Linked DNA regions of Mus musculus: region 1 is linked to region 2. A link is a contact called in ENCODE Hi-C or POLR2A ChIA-PET data. All regions are on one chromosome and are shown on one strand. The core of a region is the stretch at or near the end of the contact, and the rest is flanking DNA. Distances in the headings are between cores, read along the strand shown.

Region 1 (5,261 bases), core at 2,606-5,105, 35 kb after region 2:
AACAAGTCATGTGGAAAGGAAGCCAAGGAAGTAAAGTGGCTCATCTATTAAAGATGTGCTCTTTTTCCCAAGTCTTGTGTCCTTCAAAGATTTTGGATTATTTGAGGGTGCCGGGTATATCCCAAAGGAGAATGTTAACAAGCATTTACAAGCTGGGTACTTCTAAACTACTTCAGAGGTGACTTTTGAAAATTCATACAGTATTTTGCAAAACTGATACAGTAAAAAATAACTTCTAAATATGTTAAGACAAACATCATTGGCATCCTTGTTTAGGAAAGCCTCACCTTTTAGTACATGACAGGGAATGCAGATACTCATTACTATTATGGGAATAAATGGCAAATGAGTGTTCAGCCCTAAAGAATATACTTTTACCATCCCCTCTAAGGCTCAGAGAACACTGGGGAAGTGGGAATAGAAGGACTAGAAAAGCCAGAAGATATGAAGGGTTATAAAATACCATCTATGGAGCAAGAAAGAGCCATCAGAATCATCAGCTCGCAACAGCTATTGACACATGCACTATGTCTGCAAACGAAATGAGCCTGTGAACTGTCAGGTATGGATGGAGGAGGGATCCGGAGCCCTGTCACTCACTTCTGCACTGTTTGCTACCCTCAGGCTCAGGGAATGGAGAGAGCATCCATCTCCTTCAGTTGTGTACTCACCGATGACCTTATCAGGCTCCACTGAACACTTCCAATTCAGTGATTACACAGATAGTCCCCAGGGAAACTAAATGGGCCCCAAAACAAAACCCATAGTTGTGAGCCAAGAAAGAGAGTGGTAGGAATATGGAAGAAGAGGGAATTACAAAGATGATGAGAAGGTGGAAGAGAGAATAATCAGAATACAATATATGAATGCATGAAATTGTCAAACAACACAAATAACAAAAACATACTTTTATGAAATTGTAATTGTCAAGCCAACTAACAATCTTTGGAGGTTTTTTTTTTCTCTTGTTTTCTGAATTTATATTTATCCATGTATTTATTCATTTACATTTTGGCATTTTGGAACAAGGTCTTACTATAAAGCCCAGGCTAGCTTCAAACTTACTGTATAGCCCAGGCTGGCCTTGAACTCACAATGAAGCCCTTGCCTTAGCCTCCCACTTGGCTATGAATCTTGAACTTTGTATTCCAAGAATAACCATTGCAAATTAGAATGCTTGGGGGCATGGTATACCAAAGAGCTTTCAGAGACTGCATTAGCATACCATACATACCCATTAATCACAGCAGTGAGTTCCTTGGCATCAGGAACTACACATACTGGATCTTTGTAGAGGGGACTCAGACACAGCTAAATCATTTCGGGGCAAAATTGTCTTCACCTTGCTTCTCTGTATGGGCCAAGTCATTGTAAACCCAGAATAACATAAATCTGCTGGCCGGGGACTGTCAATCATCACCACGGGAGTTTTTGTTTGTTCTGCTTTATTTTAATGAAACAATAGAAACAATACGATATTCAAAGTATATTAGGGACTATCTTGCTACACAGGAAAAGCTTTTACATTTCCAGGGTATCTTAGATTAGATCTTAGTGATTCCCAAGCATAGAGAACCTCTTATCATCATTTTGTGAAGGAGCATACAGATATGAATAATGCTGTCACCTCTTTCAGAGGGGCTGTTGGTATTTTCTGTGGCTCCATGAGTCAGTGCGACTCTGTCTTCCTCTCTGTAATTTCTGAAGTTGTCAGTGTGAGGAATCTTCAGCTAAAGATTCAGAACACCAAGCTCTTCTCTCCGGTGCTTGCCACATCACTTTTGCCTGCAGAATGAGGCTCCCTCAATGACGTACTTAAAAAAAAAAGGGGGGGGGGGGAAATCCCCTGCCCCCATTCTTTCACAAACTTTCTGCCTGAATGATTTCTAGTTGGAGGGCCCTATACATATTTTCTTTCTCCTTCTTGTAGGGTAGTTTGTCTGTCTCTGCCAACTCTGCATGCTGCCTTTTTTTTCCCAAGTCATATCATAACTGAAAAATATTACATTCTTAAGCCTATTCCTGCGAGCTTTATTATAATGAAAATATGAGCTGGAATGGCAGCCTAGTGAGGGCCAAGCATATTTTTTTCTGTCGTACAAAAATTTAAATGTTGAATAACTCAGTAAGCAAATTGCAGCAGCAATATTTCAGGAATCCGGTTTTAATCAAAACCCAAACACCATCATCATCGCAAACATTAAGATTTCAAAATATCCTTTGGATCTTGGTATCTGTTAGAAAAAGGAAATTCTGCTCCTCTCCTATGTACATCCACCCAACCCCCTCCTCCCTCAGCTCCCCGTCTGTCTTCGCCTACAATTAAAAGCTTTATTACCTAAGCTTGCCTTTAAAACCAGCAAGCGTGGTGTGTGTGTGTGTGTGTGTGTGTGTGTGTGTGTGTGTGTGTGTTATCGAGACCGGGGCGGGGGGCGTTTACGCGTTGCTTTTCAGATCCAGTTTTAAGTGTGTGTGTGTGTGTGTGTGTGTGTGTGTGTGTGTGTGTGTGTGCGCGTGTGTGTTTCTAAGAGAAAAGGATTTTCCATCGCCCAAGAGGCCATCAAGTTTTAAGATTGCGAGGCACGACTTCTAATCGCATCCTCCGCGGAAAAGTACAAACAGTTCCTGAGACGAGGTCCCCCACCTCCCACGCGCTCCCCAGCTCTCCCTCCCTGCCTAGAACCCGGACAACCTCCCCAACACCTGTGAATCATCTAGAGGCTGCACCACCGAACTATTTGCATATCGCCGCCTGCCCTACCCAGCTCCTGACTGCTCCTGACGCACGACAAGCAAAGACAGGATTATATTGTGTGGTTATTACTTCTAATCTTTCATCTGAACCAGCAGAAGTAGACATTCTTGCTCATACCAGACCCAGAGGTTCAGAGGGTCGGCCACTGAAAGTGCTTGTGCAATGAGTGACCCTCCAGATTTCAGTACTGTCCTAGCCACCTTCCCCCCACCCCCACCCCCGGATGTCTGGACACGTTCTAAGAAACCCGAATACCGCTCTAGGCCCAGACTGCAAATTCAACCCGCCACAGAGTCATCTATAAGCCCCGGGCAAACAACTCGCAACTCAAAGCCCTAGCCCTGCAAACCCAAGCTAATAGGGCTAACTAGCTTCCCTCTCCCTTTCCCCAACTCAGGTGTTATCTCGGTGATAATTGCTCTGACGTACTTTAAAAGAAAGTGTGAGCCTTTCCCAAACTGGCCATGATTAAATGAGAACTCTAAACCTGCAATGCTGCTTTAATACAATAATTTTCATAAAAATAGCAATGTGAGTAACCTGGTCACGAAAGGAGCTGGTGAGAGCGAGAGCTGAGGGGAATGCCTCTTCGGACCCTCTTCTCTGGAGAAAATAAATCACAACAGAAATCTATGCCAATCCCTCACATCATTACCCTTCTATTCCTTTACCTTCCTCTCGTGTCTGTGACTCAACCAAAGACAAATCATCAGGGGAACGTTTTACATATAAATATGTATATGTTTACATTATTATAATTGTATATACATTCCAAACACACGTATTTACATACATATATTCACATATGCATGCACACGTAAGCAAACGCATAGGCCATCAGGAAAACAGTCGCAAGAAATATGTATTTCCCAAGACGGTGCTAAAATGGAGTCAAAAGAATCGCTCCATTTGGGTGTTTATAAAAGATTGAAATAAAAAGGGTTGCTGCAAAGCGCTCAGGGAGCTGAGTCAAGCGCTCCGCACCTCCCGGCTCCTCCCCTACCGCCCCCAGCCACCTTCCTCCCTCCGCCCTCCCCCATCACACTTCCTCCCCGCCCCTCGAGGAGCCGGCTATTAAAAGCTGCTGACGTCAAAGGAACGGCCATCTTTGATGAGGGCAGAGCTCACGTTGCATTGAAGAAGAAACCTCGGGGAGGTCTGGAGCTGTCTTTCCTTCCCTCCCTACCCGGCGGCTCCTCCACTCTTGCTACCTGCAGGGATCAGCGGACAGCATCCTCCGGAGAAGACAAGGTAAAGAGCCCCCTCCCCCGATCCAGGTCCTAGCCCTGTATGGCTGCATACACAGAAGGGACTGCAGCTGGCAGCCCAAGTGAGCCTGGGTAAATACAAGTATTGGTGCACTTAGGGTGCGGTATTCCCTGTGTGCATATCTACCTAGACTCTCGCCTGGGGCTGCATAAAAGTATTTTCGAGGTGAGCTGTTTGGAGAAGGAGTGAATGGGGACACTACAGATGGAGTGGTGGGAAGAAATAGCGAGGATGTGTACAGAATAATAACTTACTCTTTTGAAGCAGCCGTGGGACCCTCTTCCATCTTGCGATGCAGTTTTGAGATATGTTTAGGTTATTAGGATTGTGGGGTTTTTTTTCTACCTGTAGTCTAAAATTTAAAAGCAAAACACGATCTTGTAGTTCGTTCCAACCCTATGATTATGACTGTAGTGTTTAGGGCACTGCTACCCAAGGGAGATGAGAAGGCAGGGTGTGGGCGCTGGGGAGGCGAAAGGAGAAGGGGGGCAGTTCCCTCCCTGGGCAAGCTGAGCTGCGGCAGCGGCAGCGGCAGCAGCCTCCATGCCCCACAGACTTGATTTATGCCGCCTGCCCCAAGTCAGCTACAGGCGAGCATGTGCTGCAAAGTGGGAGAGCTCTGGAGGTTTGGTGCGGTGGGCTAGACTAGTGGGGGTGCGATGGCGGGAGCTCAGCACCCTGGACAGGAGTGCTCGGCGCCCGCGTCGGCGCCCTGACCTTTCAGCACCGCGGACAGCGATCCGGCTGCAGCGCCGCATTACCTGCTGCAGAGATGCCTGGCTGGGACTAGAGGCCAAATTTTCTCTCTGAGATCCAGGTCTTATAGAAAGTCTTAATAGAGCTCGCATAGTAGATTAAAAGAAAGACAGAAGAATAAATCCTGTCAGCAGGGATTTATTTACAGACAATTGCCTGCTCTCTTCCTCACTTCCCACGTAGCTTCAAGAAAAAGCAGACTACTTGTAGAAGCCTTCTGTATTTCTTCCTGTGCCTTGGTTTAGACAAAAACAAAACAACAAAACAAAACAAAACCATACTTTTAAAAACGGTCACTTATCCTCCATTACGACATATATACTGTAATTTTTTGTATTTAACACAGGGTAGATATATCCGTTGATATTAGGTGGGCTCCAGTGGGCTTATAAGATGATGCTAGTACTATCTATTTATAGGACAGTTCCTTCCCTGTGTTTTTTTTTAATATGGGTTATCTGAACTAGTTTCTGGAATAAAT
Region 2 (5,095 bases), core at 201-2,700:
TATAAATGTTGGCATCCCTCCAAGCCTTGAGAAGTACAAAAATATAGAGATAACACTGGCTATACTGTGAGCATGCCGACATCTATTTGAATAACAGCTTTAAAATATTTACATTCCAAAGTAATGGGGTATTTCAGCTTACAGAGAGATCGGGGAAATACTAAAATCTACATCTTACTTAGGTGTCCAGCTTGTTCATAGGTCATGGTGTAATCTGACGTCAGTTCAAGATCATTTCTAGCCAACCAGTTTGAGTGGGAGACAACAGATATTCTGAGGAAAGGTCATTAACTTATGAAGTTGAGCAAGCTCATGGCCTGGTCTTCTTCTTTCTTTACATATTCATCAAACACTTACAATGTGCCAGCCATGGGCACTAGAACAATTCACAAGATAAAGCCCTAGATCCCAAGGAACTCATTCTTTAGAGGAGATGTTCTATTTACAGAACAATAATGCATAATGAAGTAAATGCAAAAGGGGAAAACTCAGCACAGCTGTGATAGACAGGATCTATTTTGGGTAGGATGGCCTTTGAGGCATGGGGGTGGGGGGCACTTTACCTGTGGAGGGGCCATCCAGCATGCCCGAAGACCCAGAGGCAGAGATAGATGATCAGCGGGGAGTTTAAAAAACAGAAACAGCATGACTAGACTAAAGTAAGGGCACATAGAGACCAGAGGGTGAGACATGGCAGGTGGCGATCATGGAGGGTCCTCTCAGCTTAGCACCGACTTTGGACAGGAAGATATGCGGTAAACAATGGTCTTTCTTTGCTTCCAGAATCTTGACTGATGTATGGAGAAATGACAGCTCTCTTCTTTTGGGGGAATCGAGCTGGTATGGCCTAGAGAAACAGAGAGCTTCCCACTGCCTCTCTGTGAGGCAGGACTTAGAACCGGGTCCTTTATGAAACATGTCACTGACCATCTAGCTTGAAGCAAAAGCACATCGAGGCCCCGAGGGGCCTCTTCAATCTGCTGCCACAGTGACTCAGGAGGGAGAAGGGTCCCTCTAGCTCTATCTTAGCAGGAGAGTCTATGGCTCCTGGAGGTGGGAGCTATCCTAAGATGTGTCTTTTGGTTAGTTAATACTGATAGGATCCTAGCTGTAACTACCTTCCAAAGATGGACTGGGAACCAGCAGAATGGTTATTTTGAGGATATTCGAGGCCTCCAGACCCTATTTCCCTTTTTCTAAGTAATACAGATATTCTTAGAGCTTTAAATTATGAGTGCATTTCTACGCTCCTGCAGAATTCAAGCTGGGAGTCTGGGTAGGAAGCTGTTTTTAAGGCCAGAAACTTCTAAGGACTCTTGCTGGCTTTCCCCGATCCTGGAGTGAGGCCTCTGTTATGGCTTAGCTGCTTCAAAAAACCCTGAGTCATTCCAATGGTCCTGTCTCCCCTTTTCCCTCCCGCAGCTCTCCCAGTGCAGAACAATCTAGGAGCAAACACCCTCCTCCCCTCCTGCGTAGCCGCCTCTGCGGACAGAAAGTGGGGGTGGCACAGCCCGGGCAAGCCGGCGGGGAGGGCGCCGGGGACGCGGTGCAGGCTGTGGGCGGAGGAACCGTGTCCCCGGTGCCGCAGTGAGCGGGTGGCGGAGGAACGCGGGCGGGAGGCCTCCTGAGTCACTGCGGCTGCGGGGCGCTGGAGCCTCAACCCCCGCCCTTGCAGGCTGCGGCGGGGGCGAGATGCGGCATCCCCTGGGTCAGGGGTCCCTCCGGCTTTCCAAACAGCCTGTGCTCATTTCCGCGGGGGCCTCGGGGCACTGCACACTCACTGCCCTGTCACTATTTGTTAGTCCTACATCTGCCCCGCGGAGATTCGCCTTAGACCAGAGACTTCTATGCCACCCCCGGGTGGATTCGGGGGCCCTCGCGTTTGGCGAGGTGCCCAGAGCGTCATCAGAATTTGGGAGATCAGTAAACAACACTAAGAGGAAGGAGTGGGGAGAAGAGGAAGGGAAGGGGAGAGCAGAGGGCGGGAGAAGATCAGAAAGACAAAACCTAACAAAACAAAACAAAACAAAATAAAACAAGCAGGAGTAAGCGGGGGTGGGGCATTCCTAATTTGCAGTGCCGAAGCCCACCCTTCGGTTGTATAGAAACTAAAGCCCTCTGTAGCAGTGGGGGTCCTCCCAAGATTTATGTTACTGAAATCAAAGCCAAGGTTCTCGGGGTTGGGGGAAAGTCTTTTGCGTCTTTTGCTCATAAAATATGAGAAGGCTCAAAATGCTGTCCTCAAAATACCACTTGATTGTAAGGCAAACAGACTAGTGGCTCTTGCCTGCTTCTCTACCATAACCTGCAAATCTAGAGCCAGTAAGAGTCTCCGAAAGCATTTAAGTGCCCATTTTACAGGTTAGGAAACAGATTCGGTGAGGGATGTGGGCAAGAATCAAAGAGATGGGGTGGAGTTTCCGCCCCATGTTTTTCCCCTTTGCCTTTCCTTAGCTCTTCACTTCATTTCTCCCATATTAAAATTCTAATAGAAGCCCCGGCCCCACTCCAGGCCCAGAGTTCAACTTCAGTCGGGAAAACAGTGAATTCTGAGTGCCAAGCCCCAAGCAGCCGCAGCTAAACAACCTCCCTCCCCACGCACGCCGAGACTGTCACAGCTGCCAGCCGCAGCTTGACAAGTTTCTGGGGCATCTATGCGCACCGAAAGAGGTGCGTCTCCTGCGGCAACAAGAACAGATTTTTGCCATCTCATCCCCACTTTCGCAGTCTCCAGTTGGCTTCTTGTGATTGGCCAGAACTTTCCCTCTTAGAGATGAGGAGAATCCAGTCCTCCAACCAGCTAAGAGAAAACAACACTCCACCACCTCGCAGCAGCAGACCCGGGACGCTCCACCCCCTCCAATGGCCAGGCTGGAGCCCCACAGGCAGAAAGATCCTCCCTTCCGGAAACTCTGACCATTTAAAGTGGGCACGGGAGGGGGTGGGGTGGGGGATGCAGCCTCTGACCACCAAAGCTAATCTGTTCCATTTAGCCTGTAATTGAGGGTGTCATTGTGTGTCCTTCAGCTTTCAGGAACAAAAGTTCTTCAAAATTGAACTTGAAAAGTTGCCATGGAGGCTGGCAGTTTGTGTTCACCGGAGGTGGTTGCTAATACACGTTAGATTTGGGGCAATTAACCTTGCTGCCTGCCTACCTGAGTCTACACTCCTACAACATCTGAACCACACTCACCTGTGACTTCCCTCAGAATAGGAAACTACTCTTTAAAGTAACCTATAATATTGCCAGGTCCACCAGGGCTAAGGCATAATTAGTTATCAGTAGTCCCAATTTACAAGTAAATCTCTGCTTTGGCTGTGTGTTAGAACCGCTTGGGTTAAAATAATACTGATGCACAGGTTGCCTCTGAAACTATGAAAATCACTGTTGTACAAGTGTTTCCTAATGGTTCCTCCAGGAGACTGTAACACACAATAAACCTGAAAGTATCCTCTCTCATGGAGGGCACCCTTGCCTGTCTCCCAGCTGTCTTCTAGTAACTGTGTCTGATATTCCTCTGGAAACAACACTCAGCAAAGCATCCTAGAGACTGGTTCTCAACCTCTATCTTGCCATCACCTGTAGAAAGTCCCCAGGTAAGTCAAGGCAACACAAAAGACATCACCAGTCTAGTGAATTATATCCATACTCAGCAGAAACAAATGACTTCCTTTTCACAGGCACCATGGGAGCCTCTGTAGTGCAAGACATCCTATCAGAGCTAATTTGTCACATAACTGCATGCTATCTTGTTTTACCCTGAAAAGCAAGTTCTGACATAGTAGAACACCAAACACGTGGTTGTTTGCTGTTCATGGTCAAAAATGCAGAAACAAATGGTACTTTTCAACTTTCCAGTTAATGGCTGTCAAAAAAAGAAGGGTGAGGGAGCTGAAACAGGTATGTCTTGAGTTATTTCTTCAATGAGCATTAAGAGCAACGATAGGAGGGGACTGGAGAGATGGCTCAGCAGTTAAGAGCACAGGTACTGCTTCTTCCCAAGCACCCAGGTTCAATTCCCATCACTCATATAGAAGCTCACAATTGGCTGTAGCTCCAAGTTCTGACATTCTCATATAGACATACATGAAGGCAAAACACTAATGCATATAAAATGAAAAGAAAGAAAGTAAGTAAGAAAGAGAAAAAGAAAGAAGAAAGAAAAGAAAACTTAAAAAGGAGCCATGGTAGGTTAATTAGTTAAATGATTCGTTAAATGTGAAAAATATTAACATTAAATTACATGTTAATAATAAATAGGACCTCAAGACAAAGCAAACGGGCTCCTAATTCTAAAGATGTTCTTACCAGCTCGTGTAACAGTGGCATAGGAAGCTGAGAGCCGGCACAGTTGTGGGAATAGGGTGGTCTGCAGAAACACTCAGCAGGCCGCTAAGATGATGCACTAGCTGCTTTGCATCCCCTTCTTGGTCAAAAGCAGACCTGGAAAATGCGTCCTCTGCTCTAAGTCTGGGTGTTGCGAATCCTTGGCTTACTAAGCTTAAATTGGGAAGTTGTATCTCCCCTAGCCTTAGTTGTTAGAAAGTAGTTTATTTGGTTCCTCACTGCATAGAGCAGCAATTTTTTTTGGGGGGGGGGTCAGTTGTTTGGTTCTTCTGCTCTCATGGGGAACGATCTGGCTAGCTTTATCAGAGACCAATCATGTTGGTAAAATAGGCTAAAATGTCACTTTACTTCTTGGTCTTTGCCCCATAAACTCAACCCAGTTTACTTTTGAAAAAAAATTCAGAATAATCTTACTCAACATTATCCCAAATAACTGACCAACTTTTCTCAAAATTGTTGAGTTTACCTCCTCCTCCCCCCAAAACGATAATAAAAAAACAAAACAAAAACAAACAAATAAACAAACAAAAACTGTCACAGCCAAAGGAGCCTAGGAAAAGATAGCAACCAAATGAGATAGCCTGCCCTGTTTATGGACTTGGTGACTAATGTCTTGTCTAGGCTGACAAGGGTAACTAGGCCAAGTGTCTCTTTGCCGGTAGCAGCCTATCCTGGGCTTGTTCTCATGGTAGAGTCAAAGTTTGAAGAAAGAAAACAGAATTGCAGGAAATCCCTTGAGGTCTAGAG

What was found. A loop is a pair of places that touch in the nucleus more often than their neighbours do. ChIA-PET counts read pairs that join two places held with the same protein, here RNA polymerase II (POLR2A).
Region 1: a loop to region 2 is called in a map of left cerebral cortex, with 7 times the contacts of the local background. The contact joins the promoter of Snap25 here to the enhancer-like site in region 2. A Hi-C loop is called at or near these places in 7 of 37 maps with a recorded cell type or tissue (heart and left cerebral cortex). POLR2A ChIA-PET finds 5 or more read pairs at or near these places in 2 of 5 experiments (both embryonic stem cell).

The regions. Positions count from the first base shown.
Region 1 is chr2:136,709,595-136,714,855 of GRCm38, forward strand. Snap25 (synaptosomal-associated protein 25) reads left to right here and starts at 3,856. Exons shown (of 8, transcript NM_011428.3): 1 at 3,856-4,006. Gm32659 (a long non-coding RNA gene) reads right to left here and starts at 4,744. Exons shown (of 3, transcript XR_375013.3): 1 at 4,279-4,744.
Region 2 is chr2:136,677,226-136,682,320 of GRCm38, forward strand. The region is part of intron 2 of Gm32659 (a long non-coding RNA gene); the gene reads right to left. Among named protein-coding and RNA genes, the nearest start is that of Snap25, 34 kb to the right of the region's middle. Within about 2 kb of position 1,451, at least 1 of the 3 ENCODE cell types and tissues checked has a DNase peak (open chromatin) inside an H3K27ac peak, as active enhancers do; it is heart, where a contact is called at or near this core.